Linked DNA regions of Homo sapiens: region 2 is linked to region 1. A link is a loop called in an ENCODE intact Hi-C map of the cell type or tissue named here. Cell type or tissue: OCI-LY7. All regions are shown on one strand. Links, peaks and the distances in the headings refer to the core of each region. The heading gives the core; the rest is flanking DNA. Region 1 has its middle 35 kb from the start of IATPR. Region 2 overlaps IATPR (ITGB1 adjacent tumor promoting lncRNA).

Region 1 (2,926 bases), core at 161-2,660:
GTTCAAGTGATTCTTCTGCCTAGCCTCCCGAGTAGCTGGGATTACAGGCACGTGATACCACGCCTGGGACTGATTTTGTATTTTTAATAGAGACAGGGTTTCTCCATGTTGGTCAGTCTGGTCTCGAACTCGTGACCTCAGGTGATCTGCCCACCTGGGCCTCCCAAAGTGCTGGGATTATAGGCGTGAGCCACCGTGCCTGGCCCCAGCCTAAAATTCTATGCTTAGCTGAAAGATTGATAAGAAAATGCTGGTCATCCTCTTGCAGTTGGCACTAAATTCATGTAAGATTATTTGTTCTTTAAGGCTCTGTTCTGCAGGCCAGTCAATGTGAGGATGTTTGCTATCAAACACTTTTTCAAAGCATTTTTAGTTCATCTGTTCTTTCGTTCAGCCCTTAGAGAGGTCATGTAGTAGCAGAGAAGGAATTCAGAGAACTGGCTCAACTTCCTTTTGCCATCGTTTTATTTTTGAGCCTGTGTGTTCTAGATCCTGTGACTTCTTGTTTCTTGGTTTAATCTCTCATTTGGCAAGATCATATCCTCCAACAGCTGCAGAGATATGGAAAATATGAGTACCTACACATCAGCAAATGTCTTTAGTCTATAATTAAATTTGACAGTACATTAAGAAACATAGGATCCCAAAGCAGAGGAGCCCAAGAACGACAGCGATGCCTGTCTTGTTCTTTATTGGCCAGTTTGCCCCATGCGGGCATCCCAGGGCCTGTAGGCTTTGAGCAAGCGAGATCCTTGAACATCACTGAAGTCTGGGAGGGATGGGAGAAGCAGACCCTCCAAGGGATCTGGTCATGTGGGGCCAGGGCATGGGATCTATAGTTCTTCGTGCTTCAGCTCCCACCACGGCAGGTGCCAGGAGAGAAGCTGAGTCCACTGGAGAGGAAGCAATGGCTAGGGTACTAGGCTGTGCACTGAGCTCTCCGCTGAGAGCCTCGGAGGTGGAGAGTGGATGGGAGAGAGGGCACAACAAAAATTGGGGTGGTGCAATCAAGTTTATTACACTACCCCCTCCCAACCAAACCCATCCTCTGAGAAGTAACCCTGTTCAACAGCTTAGCTTGGAAATATTAACATCTCTGATTGTTGGTCAGGAAGCATGATGCCATTTTTATCTTTTTCATCTAAACAAAGTCAAACAAAACCTCTCTCTCTTCAGGGCAAACAACCTTGACAGATGGGTTTCCTGGGCAACTGTAGGCACCTTGAGTATTTTCTTCAGTGCGGTTACCTCTGTACCTGACACTCAGTCAATGTTGCTTGAGTGGACAAGTGAATGACTGTCCAGCATCAATACATTCCTGTTGATTTGTTAGATGAGGAGACCATAAGGAAAAAAAAAAGTCACATCATGTGGATCAGTTGTTCTCAAACTTGAGCATGCACAAGCATTGCGTGGGGAAGATTGTGAAAACTGCAGGCCTTGGTTTCCAGTGTTAAAGTTTCCAATTCCGTCGATCTGGGGTGGAGAGGAGAATTTGCATTTTTAAAAACAAACATCTCAGGTGAGTCTGGTGCAGGTGGTGTGGAGACCACATTAAGAGAAGCAATGCTGAAAGTGCTGGTCATTTGTGGCATGTTGCCTTAGGGATGTGAATGGTAGAAAAAGACCATGTTTTATGTTTACTCCCAGCAAGGGCCACACCTACAGGACACAGCTGCAGATACCACATTTGCCTTCCTATCCACCTGACATTGGAGAGAACTTGCTACTGAAAAAGGAACTTGACCATTATTGCAACAAATGACCTGTAAATACACAGTGTGAGCTATCCACACAGTGTGGGCTGAGACATGCCGAAGTCCTATATCACTCCCAAATATCTCTCATCCTATGGCATTTTATCCCATAGGCATTTATTAGGTACTTACTTTGTGCCAGGCACTGTGTTCAGTTCTGGAGACAACAGGTGTTTCAGAAATATAAGTCTTGAGCCAGGCAGCGTGGTGCACACCTCTAGTTCCAGCTACTTGGGAAGCTAAGCCTGGAGGATCACTTGAGCCCAGGAGTTCGAGGCCAGCCTGGGCAACATAATGAGATCCTGTCTCTAAAAAATAAAAAATAAGAAAAAGATATAAAGGTTTTTGAAATCTTTTATCATATTTGTACTTTCTTTGGGCAAGAATGCAACCACGTTCCCTGTGAATCTAGTAGCAAGACGAGTGAGCATGAAGTCAGCAATGGTGAGTGGATGAAGGGTAGTAGAAGGTGTGAACCAGAAAAAACTGATTTTGTTAACCAACCTCAGTGAAACTGTGGAGAACCCATGTTTTCTAAGATCCCACGCTCTGAGAAAGTTTGCTGTTTGGTTCGCTTTGATGGGAAAGGGCAGCCCGTTCTTGTGGAGGGGCCAAGCCTCATGGGTCACTTTGACATAGGGAAGCAGCCTCGGTTTCCAAACCAGACGATAAGAAGTTTGAACACAACATTCCACAGTTATCTTAACTTTGCTGTTTCCAAGGAAACAGGACCCTGAGTCCAAGTCTTAGACCTGCTGGTTATCAGACTATGATGTTCCCAATAGAATCTACAAAGAAAAAAAAAGTTCGTGATGGGACTTGGCCAAGACCACATAAATTTACAGCGTGCCTCCCAGGCCATCCCACAGCTGCAGAGGGATGGGCAACCTCTGTCCTTTTGAGCAATTATTGCTTTCCTACCTAATGGCGACTTCTTTCCCAGTGACTCCCTCAGCCCCACTTCACTCTTCTTCCTCCTGAATAATGATTGCTGCATACCTAGTTTCTAAACGCCTGTTCTTCATGGCAGCGTCCAATATAGAGCTTTCCATCTTCCCTAGCCCCTCTTAAAAATCATTCTGCACAAGCCCAAAACCCATAACAAGCCCCGCTGCAACCCCATCTTAATGAGATGCTCCACAATTCCCGTGGTGTTCCATCAACCTTGT
Region 2 (2,926 bases), core at 104-2,603, 55 kb before region 1:
CTAAACAACTTCCACTACTTATACCCAGAAACTTAAATCTAACTCAAGCCAGAAAACACCTTTGAAGGTGAAATTTCCAAACAAGAGCAGACTAAATTGGGCTTGTTTTATTAACCCAGGTCTCAGCTTCCTTTGTTACTTGGAGATGAACCTGACTACCTCTACCACGTGCTTCTGGGGCTTTCTGGTTGTTTTTCCAAGGGAGGCAATTCCATAATATACAGGGCACATGTGAAATAAGATACACTGTCTGGGAGACAGCAAGCAGGTTGTCCTAAAGGGTAAGATCTAATTCTTGCATTTAAAATTTTTCCTCTGGAAAATTGTGTCAAATCTCAAAAATAATGCTATATAGGGTAAAATAATGATTTGGAGTTAACTGTACACACAGCCCAATTCCTTTGTGATAATAGGGTTTTTTTTCCTATTATATCAACAGAACAGCACTTTGGAACATATGCACTTGAATACGTGATTTTACCAAATCAAGGAAATTCAGTAAGAATCTTTATGATGCAATTTTACTCTTCAGACTAAAAGTACATAAATACATATCACACACACATTTGATACATAATATAATTATTCTATACCATAATATGTCACATATTAGCATATAATATATGAAATGTAATTATCTGTGATATATAATGAAAATTATATATTAAATATGTATAATTATACATAACATAGTATGTTTATAGCATAGTGTAGCATATAAATTGTCTTATATCTCTTTTTGCTTATTTTCTCCCTTTATCTCATATTAATTATTTGCCCATTTTGAAACTCATGAAGTAACAGTTTAATAAATTAGGTATTATCATTTGCTAAACAGGTGATTAGGGAGAGAGGTAAAGTGATATTTTAAGTAATTTCTTTGGAGTATCTTCTTGCTACTGTGTTCTCTGTTTCTGTCAGTGTAACGGGGAAATTGAAAGTTGGCTAGATATCATTTTAAGCTACTATTCATTTTCATTTCCCCATTTTATTTTTGTGAGACTATTTCACTTGTCAGTTCAAGACGTTAGACACATTTGATTAAATTATCAGTGAGTGATCATTGTGACAGTAAGACGCAGAAGAGGAGAGGTGAAAAACGTTTGCAAAAGAAAAGCAGAGATATAGAAGAATGGGTAGGAAATGAATGGGGTGATGAAACAGAGAAGTCTCAATAAAGCCCCTGATAAACAAAGCCAGGTGTCCCAGCAGAAAACCTTGCTTCCCCCATCCAGCTGTGCTCCACAGGCAGCCCCTCTTTCATCTGGGCAGATCCTTTTCATAGTTAAAATAGCTACTATCAACTTAGGAATAAATGTGCCCACAGTACAGCTTCTTTATAAGAATGGCATCATTCCCTCTTCTGTTAATGGAGATGGTCTCTATCTACATGGATGTATAGAGAAAGGATTTTTAAGACCCACTTTACCCCAGATCTGTTTTACAGCAAAGCTCTTCATGATAAGTTCCAGCCAACATCACATTTCACAGAGCTTGAGAAAGCCAGCGCAGTGGGGAATCCAATCTCCCAGGGTGTGGTAGCATCTTCTTATATATTTGGAGTCCCTTCATACATAAATCAGAGGAGAAGACAGTCATGTAATGCTCACAATTATGGCCTGTGAAGTATGCAAGACCTGGGTCTCAGAAAGCCACAGCTCCACAAGGCATTAGATTTATGCCCATAGCAAATTACCAAAACTCTCAGAAGCCCTTTTGTGCTGGTCCACAGTGGAGGAGAAGTCATGGAATTTTTTCAAGAAGGATGTTGGAAAGATTGCATGAGGAAAAGTTCTCAGGATGCTGTCAGGCATACAGTAATTATTATAATCAGAATATGGTTGTTAATTCTTGTTGATGAAAATAGCCAAACTTTGTAAAATATTTAAAGAGATTTATTCTGAGCTAAATGTAAGGACCATGATCTGTGACACAACCTCAAGAGGTCCTGAGAACATGTGCCCAAGGTGGTTGGGTTACAGCCTGGTTTTATATGTTTTAGGGAGACATAAGATATCAATCAGTACATGTGAGGTACATATTGGTTTGGTCTGGAAAGGCAAGACAATGTGGAGCTGTGGGGGAGGTGGTGAGGAAAAGGGCTTCCAGGTCATAGGTAGATTTAAAGATTTTCTGATTAGCAATTGGTTTAAAGAGTTAAGTTATTATCTAAAGACTGGGAATCAATAGAAAAGAGTGTCTGGGTTAAGATAACGGGCTGTAGAAACCAAGGTTTTTATTATGTAGATGAAGTCTCGTAGGTTGCAGCCCTTAGATACAATAGATGGCAAATGCTTGCTATTCAGATCTTTAAAAGGGGGAGAATATAATGAGCCATGTCCAACGGCCCCCCACTTCCGATCATGGTCTAAATTAGTTTTTCAGGTTTCTTTGGAATCATTTTTGCCAAAAGGGAGATCCATTTGGTTGGTTGGGGGGCTTAGAATTTTTTTGGTTTGCATTCTTATATGTTTTAAAGGTTTTTGTCTTCTTCTCCTTCTCCTTCTCCTTCTTCTCCTTCTTCTATTTTGAGATGGGGTCTCACTCTGTTGCCCAGGCTGGCATGTAGTGGCACGATCTTGGCTCACTGCAACCTCTGCCTCCCTGGCTAAAGCAATCCCCTGGCCTTAGCCTCCCAAGTAGCTGGGACTACAGGTGTGCACCACCATATCTGGCTAATTTTTAGTATTTTTGGTAGAAATGAGGTCTCTCTGCCCATGCAGCCCAGGCTGGTCTTGAACTCCTGAACTCAAGTAATCCAACCACCTCAGCCTCCCAAAGTGCTGGGATTATAGGCATGAGCCACCCAGCTGCTTTAAAGTTTTATAAAAACTTTCACATTTATTTTCTCATTTGAGCCTCAGTACCACCTATGTTGTAGACATTTTTAGATTATATTATAATTATATTAAAACTCTTTGACTCC

Evidence for each region. Peaks named below come from ENCODE experiments on the same cell type or tissue, not always from the same donor. Only the 100,000 strongest peaks of a DNase experiment are listed, where the experiment ranks them.
Region 2: a loop joins it to region 1, with 2.1 times the contacts of the local background. A loop is called at or near these places in 2 of 110 quality-filtered maps.

Annotation. Positions count from the first base shown.
Region 1 is chr10:33,149,911-33,152,836 of GRCh38, forward strand. No RefSeq gene overlaps it. Among named protein-coding and RNA genes, the nearest start is that of IATPR, 35 kb to the left of the region's middle. In OCI-LY7, for the core only: no CTCF peak of the experiment used is centred there; DNase peaks (open chromatin) are centred at 1,181 and 1,631; H3K4me3 peaks cover 913 bases; H3K27ac peaks cover 2,492 bases.
Region 2 is chr10:33,095,041-33,097,966 of GRCh38, forward strand. All of the region lies in intron 1 of IATPR (ITGB1 adjacent tumor promoting lncRNA), which reads right to left. Among named protein-coding and RNA genes, the nearest start is that of IATPR, 20 kb to the right of the region's middle. RefSeq lists an enhancer at 927-1,592. In OCI-LY7, for the core only: no CTCF peak of the experiment used is centred there; DNase peaks (open chromatin) are centred at 1,081 and 1,551; H3K4me3 peaks cover 2,121 bases; H3K27ac peaks cover 2,500 bases.